Regions from separate parts of the Homo sapiens genome. Here region 1 is linked to region 2. A link is a loop called in an ENCODE intact Hi-C map of the cell type or tissue named here. Cell type or tissue: HepG2. All regions are shown on one strand. Links, peaks and the distances in the headings refer to the core of each region. The heading gives the core; the rest is flanking DNA.

The links. Hi-C counts contacts between places; a loop is a spot of excess contacts. Peaks named below come from ENCODE experiments on the same cell type or tissue, not always from the same donor. Only the 100,000 strongest peaks of a DNase experiment are listed, where the experiment ranks them.
Region 1: it touches region 2 in a loop (6-fold over the local background); 12 of 110 quality-filtered maps call a loop at or near these places.

What each region holds. Positions count from the first base shown.
Region 1 is chr3:4,329,123-4,339,203 of GRCh38, reverse strand. It overlaps a transcript of SUMF1 not described here. Among named protein-coding and RNA genes, the nearest start is that of SETMAR, 31 kb to the right of the region's middle. In HepG2, for the core only: a CTCF peak has its summit at 4,428 (motif pointing left); no DNase peak of the experiment used is centred there.
Region 2 is chr3:4,628,628-4,638,708 of GRCh38, reverse strand. The region is part of intron 5 of ITPR1 (inositol 1,4,5-trisphosphate receptor type 1); the gene reads right to left. Among named protein-coding and RNA genes, the nearest start is that of EGOT, 120 kb to the left of the region's middle. In HepG2, for the core only: a CTCF peak has its summit at 5,138 (motif pointing right); a DNase peak (open chromatin) is centred at 5,138.

The sequences.
Region 1 (10,081 bases), core at 1,377-9,376, 300 kb after region 2:
TGGGAGGTGTCCCAAGAGAGGAAAGCAGCATGAGTGAAACATAGCCTAAGGCCCATTAGGAACAGGAGAGCCACAGAAATGGGCTACGTCACAGAATGAGGAGGGAGTAGTGGGATATTGCTGAGGAAGTAGTTTGTGGAAGGTATTAAGGTCCCCAAATAAAGAGTTTGAACTTGGTTGGAAAGTTAACGTCAGGCTCATCACACTAACATTAGTTGGCTCAGTCAGCAATACCCATTCAGCACTGGCGAGGCTCTGGTGAGCAAAGACAGACCTGGTCCCAGTCCGCCAGGATCTTACAGTCTCATAGAGTAGCTAGACATAACTCAATCACACGAATGCCAAATTTGCACACACACACTAAATTATAGGGGCTCAAAGACCCAATGAAAGACTCTGTGTACTAGGTATACATATGTACTAGGTATACCTGTGAGAGACTCTGTACTAGGTATACATATGAGACTCTACGTACTAGATATACATAGGTACTAGGTAGACCTAGTACATAGACTCTGTCATTCAAATTTTGTTTTGGTTTTTCCCTTATGAGACCATGAATTCTTTGAGAATGAAAATTGCTTTGCGTCCTGATTTCTCCAGAATGTAACAGTAGATGCTCGAAAACATTGGTTGAATGAATTATGAGCTCAGGGACTCAACTTCCCACCACTTAGCATGTACTAGATTCTTGACAAACGTTTGTGAATGAATGAATGAATTGTTTTGGTGTCAAGGTGGTTCAACCAGAACTACTTCCAAAGTGCTGATAAGGTGTCATGTTGTTCATAAAGCCACACTGACTTTATTTTAAGAACTGCTGAGAGATTTTAAGAGACCTTCCCTGTGTCAAGATGCCTTTTCTTTTTGAATGGATGACGATAGTAAATATTACTTTAAAGTATCTTTTTTTTTTTTCTTTTTAATAAAGAGACAGGGTCTCACTTTGTCTGCCAGGCTGGAGTGCATGGTGTGATTGTAGCTCCCTGCAGATTGTAGCTCCCAGAGACTGGGCTCAAGCCATCCTCCGCCTGCTTCACCTTCCTGAGTAGTGAGGATTATAGGGATGCACCACTGTGCCAAGCTCTAAAATATTCTTACTACTCAAAATAGTCAATAATTTAGTTGTCAAAATTAATTTTTGAACTAGTCAAAAATTTGGAAGCAATTTCTGCAAAGCAAGTTGGGATAGAGGGGAGGCCTGGTGTCTGTTGAAGATAAAGGATTAATCTTTGAGCTGCCCTTGATTTTTTATCCTTGAAAAAGTTGAGGATGTCTATGATTGGGGGTTTACTGGGAGGGAGGTGAGGTGATTACTGAGAGGAAAGGGAAACAAGGTTATTTTCAAGAGTTGGGTAGGAGATACAGATTGGCAAGAAAACACTTCCAAAATAAGCAACAAAAACAAACCCACTTTGTAAAACTGTTTGAGGGCAGATGAAAATTTTAATTGAAGAGATGCAATTATGTTCAATGCAGGATAGGAGAAATGGGTTTTAGATTTGTTTGAAAGCACTTTTCTGTATCCACCTACTATGCACAAATGCTTTGATGTAGTGGCAAGTTAGGAAAGAGGAGGGAAGTGGTCAAGGGATGGAGGGAGGGTAGAGTGTGGGCTGCTCAGGTAGGTACCATGGTGAGCAGAGGTTGTGGGCATGTGGGGTTGGAATTAGTGGGATTAGCAGTTTGTAACTGGCTGCCCTTATAAATCCGGGAGCATTAAATATGTCTGGACGAGAGGACTAACAAAAGTTGGCAAAGTGATACATGGTAGAGATGGTCATCCAGTAATGAAGTAATTTGTGTTTTCCCAGGGGTGTAGCAGTGAGGATGAGGCTGGGCAGCTGGCTGCAGGAAGATGAATGACAAGGGGACAGTAGGGTGATGGAGGTGATGGATAGCTGGTTGACAGCAAACAGGAAGAAACAAAAGGAGGGGGAGTGAGGGAGAGAGGGAAGGAGGGAAGGAAGTAAGGAAGGAAGGAAGGAAGAAAGGAGGGAGGGAGGGAGGGAGGGAGGGACAGAAAAGAGACAGAGAAATAGAACATATTGCTGGCTCTCTTGTTGTTTTAGCTGCCTAGTGGCTATGTAAACAAGAATCATAAGAGATGGAATATGGGAAATGCCAGCAATATCTAAAAGAGAAACCAGGACAAAGAAAATCCAGAGTGTTTTGCAAAGAAGGCAAGGGTAAGAGCATGTAGAGTTGGAATTCGTGGGATCAGCAGTTTGCAATTGGCTGCCCTTACAAATTAGGGAACATTGAATATATCTGGACCAGAGGACTAAGAAAAGTTAGCAAAGTGGTACATGGTAGAGATAGTTATTCAGTACATCAAGTAATTTGTATTTTCCCAGATTGATGAAAGTGTCTTCATAACCACAAGAATGAAAAACATGTATGAAACTATGGTTTTTATGTGACTAAAAGTTGACAGAATATCAAATGTATCTAAATTGAATTATCTTTGATCATGCCTGGGCATTCAGCTGAGCTGGTGATATTTGGATGAGTAATAAAATAATGACCTGATTAATAAATTATCATATATTTTTCCATATAATTTGTTCTTCTTGGCTTCCTTTCAGCAAAATCATAAATTGTGTTGTTATTGTAAAAGAAAAGTAGACTATCGGGACCTCAAACTCACTATGCCAAAGGGAAAGTTAAACTTGGGAATCAAGCCACCAATACTTTTTTCCTTTTGTACCCAAATAGATAACTGTAATTTCACAACCCGTGTCATAGCCTCATTTGCTCTACTCCCTCTTTTCACATGCTTACTTTATCTTATGTAAAATGTAGATTTACTGAGCACGAGACAATACACAATGGACTCTTCCACACTCCCTCTTTTCACATGTAAAATGTAGATTCAGTGAAGCTAATCAGACCCTCACAAGACTGTAACCATCTGCCTCACTGCCTACCCTTCCTCCCATCTCCTTTTTTCCCCTTTTTGCTTGCTCTTTCCCCTTTAAATACTAAAGTTCACAAAATCTCCCTTGGAAAAATCATAGGTCAAAGATGCTCCTGGGATTTGTGTTTCTTCCTGGGCACATCCTCAACCTTGGCCAAATCAACCTTGAATCGTTTGAGACCTCCCTCAGTCACTTTTTGGCTTCCGTTTTGGTAGCTACAGAGGGATTCTCCGGGTAGATTTGGCCCTTGGCCAGCAACAACTCTCCTATCAATGCCTGGTACTGGCTGGGGGTTTTTTCTGTTTTTTTTTTTTTTTTTTTTGAGTTGGAATCTCACTCAGTTGTCCAGGCTGGAGTGCAATGGCATGATCTTCAGTTCATTGCAACCTCTGCCTCCTGGATTCAAGCAATTCTCCTGCCTCAGCCTCCTGAGTAGCTGGGATTACATGTGCCCGCCACCACACTGGGCTAATTTTTGTATTTTTAGTAGAGATGGGGTTTCACCATATTGACTAGGCTGGTCTCTTGGCCAGGCTGGTCTTGTACTCCTGACCTCGTGATCTGTCCGCCTTGGCCTCCCAAAGTGCTGGGATTACAGGTGTGAGCCACTGTGCCTGGCCAGCTGGGGCTATTTTTATTTCTATGACTATTGGGATGATTTGCTGAGGTCTGGGAGCTTCTCCCTTCAGAGGTCCCTGACCTCGCCCAAATTTTCAGTTGAGATGAGGTTAATTCTGCTGCAGAACTCCTTTATGGGAGTTTAGTTTACTTTCAGCAAGGAAGATGAGTTTCCCACTTCCGTGATGGTGGAGAGTAGCCTTTAGCTTAGACCCCATCTCCAGGTAAGAGGCTGATTTGGGGATTCATTTTGGTATTTGGTAGCTGTAGGTCAAAGTTAATTGTCAGCTGGCTATCACTTCTCCTTATAATCAGAGATCTAGGCTATATGTAAATTTTAAGAGATGAGGTGAAGAGGTAGGTAGGGTGGTCTGGTCTTGTTAAGTTTGGGCATCATCTTTCATCCTGAGAGTGATGAGAAGTCATTGAAGAGTTTAAAGGTGGAAAATGCATTGTGAGGAATGGGTGGGAGGATGGCTAGGCTGCAGGCAGAGATCACTTTTTTCTGTTTTTGTTTGTTTGTTTCAGTCCATCTTTTGTTAGATTTGACCAACTTCTGGTCCCCTCTTATGTCAACTGAAATCCCTGCAGCTGCCGAAAGACAAATTTTACCTCTAAAATCCCTGGCTGGTTAAGAAAAATCAAAATTTGACTACCTGAGAGGTTTTATTTACGTAAGACTGCCTTCCCAGCCTCTCTCTCTGTGCTGTTAAAGATTTTAGTGATCTCTTATATTAAGCAATTAATGAAAAAGATAAACTGTTTTACAGGACAAAGGCTAGCCTAAAAAAGTTCTCTTGACTAAAATAGGTGCAAAAAAGTCTGACCTAAAATAGTTCTGGTAGTTAAAATTCCCATCAGGGCTTGAGTTCGTTTCCTAATCTGGGAACAACAAAGGCTACTCCACCTTGTGGCCTAATAGTTAAAATTCTGCAGTTTTACCTCCACTGCATGGGTTTGATTCCTGGTCAGGGAACCCACCCCTCTTGGTTTGATACTTGTGTGAATGTCTTTTAGGGTACCAACTTATTATTGATCCATTCCCTTTCCTTGGGAAGCTTTTGATTTCCTGTTTTCTTCTGTCTGTTTGGGGTCACACAAGGCTTTTGAGCCTTTGTGTGTGGACAGTCAGTTGAGAAGCTAAGATCCTAGAGAACATGTCCTGAAAGAAATGTGGTCTATACCCTCTTTATGGATAGTGAAATTTTCCTTCTCTGAGCTGTCTTTGGGGTGATTCTAGATCTTGTAAAAAACTGCTTGCCACCTCTTTGGAGACATCTCATGTGTCTGTGGTTGTTATAACCTTGGTTGAAACACTGGGGAAGATACCTTTGCAAAAGAAGTTCAAAAGCAAAAAAATCAACCGTTTGTCCCAGCTAAAATCTGGTAACAAAAGATCTGAAAGGATTTTTTTAGAGAGCTCTATGGTTAGAAGTCAATTTAATTAGAAGCTGATATCTAGCCTTTATGCTTTCAACACCTTTTGTTTCCTGTTTTTTGGAATTTTTTTTTTTAGTTGACTTAAACTTTTTTTTTTAAAGATGGGTCTTGCTTTGTTGCCCAGGTTAGAGTGCAGTGGCACAACCAGGGCTCACTGTAGCCATGCTCTTCTGGGCTCAAGTGATCTGCCCACCTCAGCTCCTCAGTAGCTGATACTACAGGTGTGCACCACCACATCTGGCTACTTTTTAAATATTTTTGTAGAGATGGGGTCTCACTGTATTGTTCAGGTTGGTTCTAAACTTCTGGTCTCAAGCAGTCCCCCCACCCCAGCCTCTAAAAGTGCTGGGATTACAAGTGTGAGCCACTATGCCTGGCTGGCTAAAACTTAAAAAAAAAAAAAATTATGTGCTTAGTATCTTTGTTGGCTTTCTTTAAAAAAAAATTGTTCTCCTGTTTATATTTACTCCACACTATTCCTCCTTCTTCTTTGCGATCTTCATTGCTCTGAGTCCTCATCCCATAGGATATGGGCCGATCACAAAATGGGCTGATTGGGGTTGAGTTGTCCATCAGACTTGAAGGAATGTCCTTGCAGTGAGGTGCACTGTGGAAGCATTGTACTGTCTTGTCCCATGGCTTTTGCTTCTTTTTGGGGACCCAGTATTTGGTATAAAAAATGGGATCCTTGAAATTTTGGGGGACCTGTGTTTTGCTTTCCAGCTATACCTGCTTCTCACATATTTAAATATTAGGCCCTAAAAATTGCATGCTTTCCTTTCTGTATTCACTAAATGGTTCCACCCGATGAGGCGGGAGAGTGAGTTCCCTGACACCCCCCTGAGGATGTGTAACATGGATGTGGCATGCCTGTTTGGTCACCACCGCTGCTCGAAGCCCCCTTATGGGAGGGGGAACATGCAGACAGACAGGTGCAGGAGCTGAAATGGGCATATGTTACAGTGTGCTCTTTTAGCCTTGCCATCTGTGGATGGCTTAAATGTTAACCAGCTCAGTGGACCCTCTGCCTTTCTGCAAGGGCAGAGGGCAAGTGTGACAGCTTCCTGTATCCCGAGCTCTTGTCCAGTGTCCTGGAAGAATCAGGTCACACACAAACTTGAAGGATGGTGAATGTGGGGTTTTATTAGGGTTGGAGGTGGCTCTCAGCAGGATGGATGGGGAGCTGGATAGGGGATGGAGTGTGAAGATAATCTTCCCCTGGAGTTTGGCCATCCAGTGGCCGATTCTCCCCAGCCAAACTCCTCCCAATGTTTCTTTTCTTCTCTGCTGCACTGTTCTACCATTTGTCTGCTTGTTGCCTCCTGGAGCCAGGGGTTTAGGGTTTATATGGGTACAGGATAGGCGGCATGGTGGGCCAAAAGGCAACTTTTCGAGTACTAAAACAGGAATGCCTGTTCTCACTTAGGGCCGCAGGTATCCAGGCTTGAGGGTGGGACCTTTACCAGGGAACTGCTCTCTTCTACCCAGTATTTCCCTGTCTTCTGTCTGTATCACCATGAAGCCAGTAATCTAATTAAGAAAACAAGCTAAGCCAAAATTCCAAAATACAACTTTCAGGCATTTAGCTGGCTATCTTTAAACTCCTTTGTAAAAGAAACATCTTTAAGAAAATTCCCATTTTGTAAGGGTGTCTGCCGGTATACACTAGAAACATTTACCATTGTTTTAATGTGACAAGTCATACTTTGCTTAAGGTGGTTTTCCTGGTCTCTTAATTGAACTTTTACTTACACCCTTTAAAACCCCTTTGGTTTGAGCAAATGATGTTACAATATTTAGGCCTAATGCCTTAGCTCTGTGCTTTGAGATATAAATTTTCTACCTTGTTTCACATAAGAGCTGTCCCTTTAGAAATGTAAATTTAGGGTTGCCTAGCTGACAATTGTTTAGGGCAGGAAACAGGTAATCAAGAGACTGATAGTCTAAAGTGGAGGTGAGATTTTGAGAACTGGCAAATGAAGAATCTTATAAATATATAAGATCTGCTACTGTCTATGGGTCTGTGTGTTTATACGTGTTGTGTGTATGTGATGTTTCACTACCAAAATATGTAAAAGGGCTCTAATTAATTGGCTTAAAGAAAAAAGGAAGTGCTTAAATCAAATGTGTTATCACAAAAATAGAAACTTTAATTCAAATGCCTTGTAGTTCACATGACTTTATTAATCTTTAGTAAATTAAGACAATTTAAAAATTATTGGTAAAATAAAAAAAGTCTTCAGAATTTAATTTAGACATTTTGTCTGAGTCTATTGATTAGATACTATCTCTACCAGATGTTTTAAGGCATAAAACTTGCTTCTATGATTTGTTTTGATACCTAACTTGTCTATAAACTTATGTCTTTAGATTTATTTATTTATTTAATTTTTTGGAGATGGAGTCTTGCTCTGTTACCTAGGCTAGAGTGCAGTGGCGCGATCTTGGCTCACTGCAACCTCCGCCTCTTGAGTTCACGCAATTCTCCTGCCTCAGACTCCTGAGTGGCTGGGATTACAGGTGTGTGCCACCACGCCAAGCTAATATTTTGTATTTTTAGTAGAGACAGGGTTTCACCATGTTGGCATAGTCTGGACTTGAACTCCTGACCTCAGGTGATCCACCCACTTCAGCCTCCCAAACTACTGGGATTACAGGCGTGAGCCACTGTGCCCAGCCTTTTATCTTTAGATTTAAGTTTTTAGGCTATGACTAGGCCTAGCTCCAGGCATTGTCCTTTGTTCTGGACTTTGCATCTGGTACATAATTAAAACGGCTTACCTCCAAGGTTTTTCACTAAAAATAAGAGTTACTAAAAGTTAACATTGTAATAAATGTATATAATTGAAATTACTAAATACAAGAGAAAAAATTCTCCATCGAAAGTGTATAAGGGAAGTAGGACATGTTTTTGGTTTAAGAAAAGTTATCAGAAGGCATGAAAATGTGGTTTTTGTTAAAAGGAAAGTAATTTTGCCTAGTTTAAAGGTTTTTTTTTTTTAAATTAAAGGAATAAAAAAAGGACAGATAAAACTACACAAATATAAAAAGTTGGAAAAGAAGGTAAATTTTTGTCCTAAAGTAAGATGACAGGACAAAACTGAAGGTTTAAGCAAATTGTAGAAGGTTTGTAGAAGACTGACCTTGTGAAAGGAATTGTATGTGCAGTTAAGTTGTCTAAAATTTAAAATGATTATTTACTTTTTCTATACAGTAAATATTAATATCAAAAGCACATTGATATTAGAGTCTGGGCCCTTGAATTGGAATAACAGAGTTTTACAGGAGCATTGATTTGTTCTTTAATAGAAAACTGTAAAAAGGTTATAAAAAGACTTATGGAAATCTTACTTTGTGATCAAACTGATTGAGATTGAGATGGATTTGTTGACAATGTTTTACTAAAAATTGGCTTCAGCATTAGTAATACACTAATGTAATGGTAAAATTTGCTTTTCTCTTTTAAAAAGATTTTTGTGAAATACTAAGAGATAAGAAAACATTTATCTTTTGAATGAGCTGGAAAAAAAGACAGTTGAGTGACAAATTCATCTGGCCTCATGCTGTCTGATTTGGTTTGGCTGTGTCCCCACCCAAATCTCACCTTGAATTGTAATAATCCCATGTGTCAAGGGCGGGGCCAAGTGGAGAAAACTGATTCATGGTGGCAGTTTCCCCCATACTGTTCTTGTGGCAATGAATAAGTCTCGTGAGATCTGATGGTTTTATAAATGGGAGTTCCCCTGCACAAGCTCTCTTGCCTGCCACCATGTAAGACGTGCATGGTCCTCCTTTGCCTTCAGCCATGATTGTGAGGCTTCCCCAGCCATGTGGAACTGTGAATCCATTAAACCTCTTTTTTCTGTATAAATTATGCAGTCTCAGGCATGTCTTTATTAGCAGCATGAGAACTGACTAATACAGTAAATTGGTACTGGTAGAGTGGGGTGCTGCTGTAAAGATACCCAAAAAATGTGGAAGAGACTTTGGAACTGGGTAACAGGCAGAGGTTGGAACAGTTTGGAGAGGTCAGAAGAAAGGAAGTTGTGGGAAAGTTTGGAACTTCCTAGAGACTTGTTGAATGGCTTTGACCAAAATGCTGATAGTGATATGAACAATAAAGTCCAGGCTGAGGTGGTCTCAGATGGAGATGAGGAACTTGTTGGGAACTGGAGCAAAGGTAACTCTTGTTACACATTAGCAAAGAGACTAGTGGCATTTTGACCCTGCATTAGATTTGCAGAACTTTGAACTTGAGAGAGATAATTTAGGGCATCTAGTAGAAGTAATTTCTAAGAAATACAAAGTGTTCAAGAGGTGACTTGGGTATTGTTAAAAGCATTCAGTTTTATATATTCACAAAATTATGGTTTGGAATTGCAACTATGTTTAGAAGGAAAGCAGAGTATAAAAGTTTGGAAAATTAGCAGCCTGATGATGTGATAGGAAAAAAAAAAAACATTTTCTAAGGAGAAATTCAAGCTGGTTGCAAAAATTTGCATAAGTAATGAGGAGCCAAGTGTTAATTGCCAAGACAATGGGGAAAATGTCTCCAGGGCATATCAGAAGTCCTCAGGGCAGCCCCTCCCATCAGAAACCTGGAGGCATAGGAGGGAAAAATGGTTTTGTGGGCTGGGCCCAGGGCCTTGCTGCTGTGTGCAGCCTAGAGACTTGGTGCCCTGTGTCCCAACCACTCCAGCCATGGCTAAAAGGGGCCAACATAGAGCTCAGGCCATTGTTTCAGAGGGTGCAAACCGTAAGCATTGGCAGCTTTCACGTGGTTTTGAGCCTGTGGGTACACAGAAGTCAAGAATTGAGGTTTGGGAACCTCCACCTATATTTCAGAGGATGTACGGAAATGCCTGGATGTCCAGGCAGAAGTATGCTGCAGGGGCAGAGCCCTCATGGAGAACCTCTGATAAGGCAGTGTGGAAAGGAAATGTGGGGTTGGAGCCACCACACAGAGTCCCCACTGGGGCACTGCCTAGTGGAGCTGTGAGAAGAGGGCCACCGTCCTCCAGACCCCAGAATGGTAGATCCACCAACAGCTTGCACCATGCACCTGGAAAAGCCACAGACAATACCAGCCTGTTAAAGCAGCC
Region 2 (10,081 bases), core at 1,347-9,346:
TTGCATAGCTAGTTAGATGATGGGTAGGAAAGGGATTTGTTATACCCTTTCTCCACTTCTGTGTACATTTAAATCTTCGCTTAATAATGTTTTTTAAACCATGCATTTATTAAGTCGCAGAGATAGTATTCAAATCCACATTTGGATTAACTGTATAGTCACAAATGAGACTGGGAGAGGTTACCATTCCAAATGTGACATGCTAGGGGGGGAACATGGTAAAGCTGAATAGAAGGTTCTAGAATAGTCTGGCAGGGCCACCTTCCCGAATTCATTCACCTGTGCAACTCTGAAAGCACTGTTACCACACTACAATAATGGTAAAGGGCAACGGGCTTCATCCCAGGCAGTCAGCAAACTGTTATCCCAACCCATCTCCCAAACATAGACTGGTGAAAGGGAAGTAAAATAACTGAGAAGAAATTCAGTATTGAATCTGATGGATGGTAAAACCCTGATGATAAGAGTGTTCTTCAGAAGGGTTTCGAAGGCACTCTTCCTAGAGGGTCTCCTTTCCTTGGGGCCAGATGCTACCAGGTGCCAGTGGGTCCTCTTTCCCAGGTAATGTGTCTTCATTTTCACAGAGTCTTCTGGACGTGGTCTTGGGTCGCCTACCTACCGGCTTCATTATCTTGTCCTCTTTACTGAATCCCACCAAGCCTCACTCAGTATTCTCATCACAAAATGGGGACAATACAAGCCTTTTAGGGCCATCGTAGAGATCAGAGAAAATGTATGCCAGACACATAATTGCCATTTGATCATAAATTTTAACCATTATTATTATACGCTACTTTCTAACACTAAGAAATGTTCTGCTGATTAACATTTCAAAAGGTGACCTAAGTTGGCTAGGTCAAGAACCTTTCTGTTTCCTTCAAAGTCAGCATCTGTTCCATTTCTACCTGGAACACAGGTGTTTTTAGGAAAGCACATCTTTTGAGAAAAATGAACTGCCAGAAGCAATTCTAAGCCAAAATGAAACCATATTACAGGAGGGGAATGATCCACACAGGTTAGCATAGATCACTGCAAGTTGACCCCATCTGTATCAGCTCTTTAAAACAACAGCCCATTCAAAACTTCCCTCTCTCTCTTTTGGAATTAGTTACCAGTCTGCTATTCTCAGTGACACAAGGATAAAATCCACTGGGTGCAAGACACATTCAGAAATAATACCAGTGCTTGCAACGTGGCAATCTTTGGCATGCAAGTTGCCCTCAGCACAGTCCTCCTGAACCTTTTCTTTCCTCTGCATAAATACTCTCCTTAGCAGCCTCCCACCTCTTGTTCTCCCTAATTTCACACCTGAGCTTACACTCCCTTCAGAGATTTCTACAGTACCCACAGGTTCTGCAGGTAGTCTTCCAAACATAACATTGGACTGCATCCATTTGGAATGAAGGCTTATTCTTTGCGGAGAGCCATTTGTTCTTTCTGCTTAAGAGTTCTCAGCTAACACTGACTGCAAACTCAAGAGGGGGAAAATATCAAAGGGAAAAAACTCAATGGATTCAGTAAAATAAAATATAACATTTTCCAACATGCAAATATGGTTTTTCTCTGTTCAAAGCCCAAGCTGAAAGGATTCACCTTTAGAGAGTTCTTAAGTAGCATTTCTTGGACTCAAATGATCAAAGAGCTCATCTTTAAGAGAAAAACTGCTCATGAGCATTCCCCTTACTCTCAAGAATGTCCAATGGCTTCAGTTTAAGAAATGCTAATATTATGTTTCTACCTATGCTTAGAATAAGTACAGTATAACAACAGCAACGCAATGGTTACTGGTTCATCTAGAAAGAAATGTCAAATTAACCATCAAGAAGGCATATTCCACATTAAAGACTAATTAAACACGAGCAGCTCTAAAGAGCATAGTCATTTGTCAAAAGACATATGAAAGGCAAGAGAAGAACAGAAAATTAAAACAACATTGGAGAATAAATATCTAAAGACTTCTCTTAAAAGAAAGATACTCTTGGCCAGGAGTGGTGGCTCATGCCTGTAATCCCAGCACTCTGGGAGGCCGAGGCAGGCGGATCACCTGAGGTCAGGAGTTTGAGACCAGTCTGGCAAACATGGTGAAACGCTGTCTCTACTAAAAATACAAAAATTAGCTGGGCATGGTGGCGGGCGCCTGTAGTCCCAGCTACTTGGGAGGCTGAGGCAGGAGAATCACTGGAACCCGGGAAGCGGAGGTTGCAAAGAGCTGAGATAGTACCACTGCACTCTAGCCTGGGTGACAGAGACTCCATCTCAAAAACAGATAAATAAGACATTCTCAAATATCACATCTAAAACTTTGTCAAAACTCTGTTAAACTAAGAGTTAATACTATTTTAATTCTGTTATAAAGTTTAATGATGCCTGAGCCTTCACATCACCACTGAATTAGCACTAAATGTATTAAGCTTATGGACCATTTTAAGAATTCACTTTTCCTATAAGTTCTCATTAAGGAGAAAACTTCCCATTTCTTTTCTAAATGCACAAATATCAAATTTAATTCATTTCAGTTCACATGTTAGTTTTTATATAAATCCCCTCACAAAACCAAGTCTGGGCTAGGCGCGGTGGCTCATGCCTGTAATCCCAGCACTTTGGGCGGATCACGTGAGGTCGGGAGTTCGAGACCAGCCTGACCAACATGGAGAAACCCCATCTCTACTAAAAATACAAAATTAGCTGGGCATGGTGGCGAATGCCTCTAATCCCAGCTGCTCGGGAGGCTGAGGCAGGAGAATCACTTGAACCCAGGAGGCAGAGGTTGCAGTGAGCTGAGATCATGCCATTGCATTCCAGCCTCAAAAAAAAAAAGCAAGCAAACAAACAAAAAAACAAACAAACCCAAGTCTGGTATTTAGACAAAACTATCCATGATTCTTTTTAGGTTCAACAGGAGGCAAGGCAATAAGGTAGATGAAAAGGTAACAAGGTACAAACACTACAGGCCACTGATCAAGGCTGTTTCTACCCTCAGAAAGAATGAGATCTGGTTGGTTAAATCCCTCAAGTACATTCCAAGAATGGGCCCTCACTGTGAGATACTGAGTTAGCACCTTTTGGCTGGGCGCAGTGGCTCATGCCTGTAATCCCAGCACTTTGGGAGGCCGAGGCGGGCAGATCACAAGGTCAGGAGATCGAGACCATCCTGGCTAACACAGGGAAACCCCGTCTCTACTAAAAAAAAAATACAAAAAATTAGCCGGGCGTGGTGGCGGGCACCTGTAGTCCCAGCTACTCGGGAGGCTGAGGCAGGAGAAAGGGGTGGACCCGGGAGGTGGAGCTTGCAGTGAGCCGAGATCGTGCCACTGCACTGCAGCCTGGGCGACAGAGTGAGACTCCGTCCCCACCACAAAAAAAGAAAGATATTGAATTAGTACCTTTACTGAGTTAGCACCTTTCTAAAGGATACTCAGGCAATATTGACCAAAAAACTTTTCACTCAACATAACATTGACTTAACAATTCCACTTCTAGGAGTTTCTCCTAAGAGGACAACCTGGCATATGCACAAGGCCATACAACTTTTTTCAGAATGGCAAATGTTGTCAAGATCCTGAATATCACTCCCTACCTAACGTCTGCCCATAGAGGCTGCTTATCTAAAATGACAGTACTGCCAAACAAGGAAGTAACCGTGTAGCCATTAAAAATGAGGATAGAGGCCAGGTACGGTGGCTCACGCCTGTAATCCTAGCACTTTGGAAGGCTGAGGCGGGCAGATCACCTGAAGTCAGGGGTTCAACACCAGCCTGGCCAACATGGCCAAACCCCGTTTCTACTAAAAATACCCCCAAAAATTAGCCAGGTGTGGTGGTGCATGCCTGTAATCCCAGCTACTCAGGAAGCTGAGGCAGGAGAATCACTTGAACCCAGGAGGTGGAGGTTGCAGTGAGCCAAGATCGCACCACTGTACTCCAGCCTGGGCAACAAGAAAGGGAAGTGAATAGCACACTCCTGTTGATACTTTAAAATGTGGAGACACAGGAACAGAATAGGGGGTAGGAGAGTAGGGAAAACATCAAAATAAAACCCAAGGTTATCTTTGAGGAACACAATTTACGAATCACATCAATTAATATTTTTTTGCTTTTCCTACTCACAGATTTTGGAATACTCCTCCTAAAATACAAGTGTGTAGTTTCTTCAAAAACACCTTCATCATGTCTCTGTGTCAGGTACTCTGAATTTTTTAAAGTCATGCCATGGCTCATGTCTGTAATCCTGGCACTTTGGGAGGCCGAGGTGGGTGGATTGCTTCAGCTCAGGAGTTCAAGACCAGCCTGGGCAATGTGGCAAAACCCCAACTCTTCAAAAAATACAAAAATTAGCCAGGCATGGTGGTGTGTGCCTGTGGTCCCAGCTACTGGGCAGGGAGGTGGGAGGATCACTTAAGCTCAGGAGGCTGAGGCTGCAGTGAGCCGGGAACATGTCACTGCACACCAGCGTGGGTGATAGAGTGGTGAGACTGTCTCAAAAAAAAAAGAAAAAGGCATCTTAAATGTGTTACCTTTTCATTACTTTAAAATCCTGATAATTTAAATATCTATTACTCTTTTCCCTTGAATAATGGGTTGCGGGCTGTTTTTAATTTCTAAGGGGAAAAAAAACACTCTATGAAATGGTTCCACCACTATTATTCACCATGTTCCCTAAGCAACATCAAGGTCTGCCCCATCATAGCCACCTGTTATTTTATTTCAGCAACAGAGAAACTATTATCGAATGACAATAGAAAGGTGACTGAAACAGTAAGGAAAGGTTATTTTGTTAAAGTCAACAAGCTCTGAATCATGTAATGCGATATTGAAGCAAGGCTTCTAAAAACAAGCAATGTAGTACCCAGACAATAAGGACCTGTCACTCCTCTAGCTCTTCCTAGCTGGTCAAAGCTGTGACTTAAGTAATCATTTCTCAGAACAAAACAATGTAGGTGCTTGTTTCAAGGTAACAGCTATGCTGCTGTCAGAAAACAGTAGTAATGGCCTTTAGAAGAAATTTATGTGATTTGCGGATGGGAAGAAGCTCATTTTGTCAAGAGACCCTTAGGAAAACATGACCAAGAGAGTCAAAATCCAGTTATTCCTGCAGAAGGAAAAAGCATAGACAGTATCCAGCCACTAGATGTCACTCTCCTTCAAAGTGCTGTTGATGTTGCTCATCCTAGTCAAAAGGAAGTCAAGTGGTCTAGACAACTAATTCCTTAAATGGCATTAATTTAAAATAGTCTGACTTCTGATTGGGGTGCTGCATAGTAGTTGAGAAAAATAAAAATGAAAACCCACTGGAGACTGGCCATCAGTTCCAAAGGCAAAGTGGCTGTCCAAAATACAACATCGTATTGGCTGGTGGGAATGTAAATTGAATGAAATATGTAGATAACTTTAAGACACTAGGGGGAAAAGTTCCAGCTAAGTAGGAAAGTAGGAACTGCAGAAAGTGAAGCACAAAGTCAACATTCAAGACCTGAGGCCGGGCCCAGTGGCTCATGCCTGTAATGTCAGCACTTTGGCAGGCCAAGGCAGGTGGATCATGAGTTCAGGAGATCGAGACCATCCTGGCCAAAATGGTGAAACCTCGTCTCTACTAAATACAAACAATTAGCCGGGCGTGGTGACGCACCCCTGAAGTCCCAGCTACTCAGGACGCTAAGGCAGGGAAATCGCTTGAACCCGGGAGGTGGAGGTTGCAGTGAGCTGAGATCGTGCCACTACACTCCAGCCTGGCAATAGAGCAAGACCCCATCTCAAAAAAAAAAAAAAAAAAAAAAAAAAAAGACCTGAAAGTCACATCAGTAATCTTAAATCAGGGAAAAGAACTGGCTTCCTTTTTTATTTTTTAAAAACATAAACAGCATGAGAGAGATTTCTGTTTTTCTCTTTTTTCTTTTTAATAAGGAGTTGACCATTTTTGATCACCTTATGATTGAACTTTTTTCAACCATGCTGTTTTCTTCACAGTTCATTCATAGGAAGGAGTGTCGAAAGGACTTGCTGATGAAACATAACATATAGAGCACAGGTTGCAAATGGGGCTGAAGAACCACATCCAGCCTGAGCCATTTCTTTTGGTGTTGAGTGTATATTTCAAGCCTTAATTGAATTAGTTCCCAACATCTTTTTAAAATTGAGATACTACACTAAAAGCATGGATTTTTATCTTCTCTTAAAAAGTGGAAGACGTGGCAGCAGCTCTCAGCCCACATTCCCAAGCAGTGACAGTAGGGAAGTAGAGCTGCCCCTCCAGACCCACCCATGGGACTCTCCACTTGGCAACACTACCCACCAAGCCCACTTTATTCCTGTTGATTTCCCGTATGGCCAAGAGGAATCTGAATTTACAACCCCTGTGGTAAAAAGTATAGGAGAGGAAAGAGTTGGAGATGTATTAATAAGATCTCACTGAACAAAATGATCTTTATACCAGAAAAGCAAAGTGAGGACAACTAAAGACACATAGACCCTCCAGAAAGATAGCCCCCTATGGGCATATGCACTAAATATACATACATGCAGGACTGACCAACCTTCCCCACCTATTCAACTAGATTCCCATGTTCCCAGCACAGACTTTGAGGAGATTATGGATTGCTGCAGTGACTGGAAGAGGGTGCTACTGATGTTCAGTGGACAGGAGCTAGGGATGCTGGGTAAAGTGAACGCATGTTACAATCCTATGCAAGGATGAACCATCATTTATCCCATACAATTGTATGTCCAGCTGGATATTCACATAAGTTAAAAAGTTATCTGTCGGCTGGGCGCAGTAGTCCATGCCTATAATCCTAGCACTCTGGGAGGCTAAGGCAGGAGGATCGTTTGAGCTCAGGTTGTCAAGGCTGCAGTGAGCCATGATGGCATCACTGCATTCCAGCCTGGGGGTATCTGTAATTACCTGAACCTAGCACCCCACTCCATTTTACATATCAACAGAAATCACAGCTTTCCATGGTTTTATTAATACTATTAATAAATTTTCCAAACGTGCAAGTACTACTTAAGAAAGAAAAGAGTGTACTTTGCATTATTCATAATATAATTAAGAACTGCTGATTATTTTGGAAAAAGATACGATCATAATCCCAAAAGGCACAACAATCCTGAATGCCATAATCCCAAATGTTAAAATCCCCAAAGGTCAAAAAAGACCAAAATCCCCAAAATATAATTCCGGAAAAAATAATTTTAAAATTCTTTAAAAGAGATTGATATTTTTAAAAGAGGATTTGAGAAACATATAAAAACACAACAGAACACTTCACAGGCCATTTTATACAATAAAATGGGGAATAGTAACATACATATTTTTGCAAGCATAAATACTCAGGTATACTAACAATGGTCACAGGGATTATGCGCAGATTAACCATAAAGAAATAGGTCAAAAAGGGAAATGTAAAATCGTGTATCACTATGGTTGGTGATTGTGTGCACCAAGCTCATACTGCAGTCATCTGAAATACCATGACCAGCAACCTGAGTCTTTTCACAAGATCGATCAAAACCACAGAGGGTCACCACTGGATATGCAGTCGCCCAAAGAGCTGAGAGCTCAAGTAATTTTATCTTTCACAAACACAAACATCTCTTCATTCATCGAGGAAGAACATCCCTTTATTTGCAGGGGAAGTTCCCATGTTTTCACATATTCACGTCAAGTTGTAACAATGCACTTTCATGAAGTTAAACTTGCAAAAGAATGCATAAAATGAATCAGAACTCTTTAATGTTAGTCGCCACACCATTTAAATCTCCAATATTGAAAATGATGCGAAGATTAAACACATAGCATAGTGAATTGTAAAAAATAATGCTGACAGGGCTGAGCACGGTGGCTCACCCCTATAATCCCAGCACTTTGGGAGGCCGAGGCAGTGGATCACTTGAGGTCAGGAGTTCGAGACCAGCCTGGCCAACATGGTGAAATGCTGCCTCTACTAAAACTACAAAAAAATTAGTAGGGCGTGGTGGTGCATGCCTGTAATTCCATCTACTTGGGAGGCTGAGGCAGAAAAATCGCTTGAGCCCGGGAGGCGGAGGTTGCAGTAGGCCGAGATGGCGCCACTGCACTCCACCCTGGGCAACAGAGTGAGACTCTGCCTTAAAAATAATAATAATAATAATAATAATAATAATAATAATAATGCGGACAATTTAAAATAGTAAAAAAAAAACTTTAAAAATCTGATATAAGAAAAAGTGTATTGCAGGAATAGATTATGGGCATTTGAACAGAGACAGTCCACAAGAGCTGGCCTAACATGCAGCTATATCCTACGACTGTGATTTTCAGGATTTTACACTTTAGGGATTTAGACTTTTGGAACTGAATTTTTAGGGATTTCAACATTTGGGATTATGGCACTTGAGATTATGTCTTTTGTGATTATGCTTGAAGCCCTTTTAGAAAACCACGTCACAGATAACATGCTTTTCACACTGCCAATACCATATACCTACACCAGTCACAGTCTACAGCTGCCTCACTCATGGGGTTTATACAGAGAGGTGCAAGCACTTACTTCCTCACGCCTTCCAGAGCAGTCATCCCTGAGCATTGACTTAAGAAGAGTATTCAATTTACTATATAATTTATTACTTTCCTTTTATTTCTCCTTTATAATTTTTTAAAATTGGTATCTATTATTTATGAATTTTATTCCATGTTCATAAAGCCATATAATATTTGCTCTAAAGAAGGTACAATGCTTTTGTTGGGATTGAGGATGTCTGATATAATCATCATTATTCAAATAACGATGCAATTCCAGAAGTCTTCAAAGCAATCACTAGCCTCCAAGTCTTTGAGTCCATTGTTTCTTCTTCTTCTACCCTCTAAATCCCATGGGTGCCTCCGACTGAGGCTTACTCGGCACTTCCTTCTTCCTCCAGGAAGCCCTCCCTGACCACTGTATCACACCCTCTTATCCAGCAAAGACCGATTTGGCACCCTTCCTATGTGCTCCCACAGCTTTGTGTGGTTTGTCCTGTAATATAGTACTTATCACTGCCTCTTTATTCTTTGATATTCAGCTCCCACAGGGTTAAGACTGTTATACTTCTATCTCTAGCACCTAGCACACTGCTCATTCATTATTCAGTAATTATTTCCGAGCACCTACTATGTGCCAGACACTATTACAGAAGCTGGGATACAGCAGTGAGCAAGAGAGATAATGCCACCACCTGGTAGAGCTGTCATTCTAATAAGCGACAGGTGATAATTAACGAAGCTACTAAATATAATTGCAGACCCTGATCAGTGCTGAGAAAGATATAAGCAGGGTGCTATCATGGAGAAAAACAAGCAAGACATCTCTTAGATAAGGTGGGAGGGGAAGACCTTGCTGAGATGACACTTCGGCTGAGACACAAAGGCTCAAAGTCCTAGCTCAAGAAGAGCCAGGAAAACAATGTTCTCAACAGGACAAACTGAGGGTGCAAAGGTCATGTGACAGTTGAGAGTCTGAGGTGCTCAAAAAATAAAATAAAATATAAAATAAAATAAAATAAAATAAAGCTCATACGGCCAGAATGTAGTTAAGAAGCCTCTGTGGGGGCAGCAGGGTCCAGGCATGGACCATCTTGTAGATGATGACAGAAAGTCTGGATTTCACTTTAGGTTCAATGGGAGTGAGCTTAGGTGTCCTCATGCTGGACTGTAAGCTCCCTGAGGTGAGGAGCCTGGGCTTTTCATCACAGCCCGTCTGAAACAACACACACTGCATGTAGGACTCCCTTCACGTGACCCTCACCTGACCAAATGCAGCTGGCTGTGACTTAGCCATACGCTGGTCAAAAATGGAGCAAGGTGAGAGGCAGGACCTCTTGAGGTGCTTGGGGCTCACAGATGCTCTAGGTCTTCAACTGTCATCACTGAGCCCCAGGAAAGATCACTGTGCATTCCGTGAAATATTTGATGGGAGTGCCTGGTAAGTGCCCAACCTTGTTGTAGACACAAAGCCCACTGCAACAAGCAACACTGACACAGACCTGGGCCCTCAAGAAACTCACATGCCAGAGGAGGGAGGCAGCCAGTAACCAAAATACATTAGAAAGATGATGTTACATGACGGGGA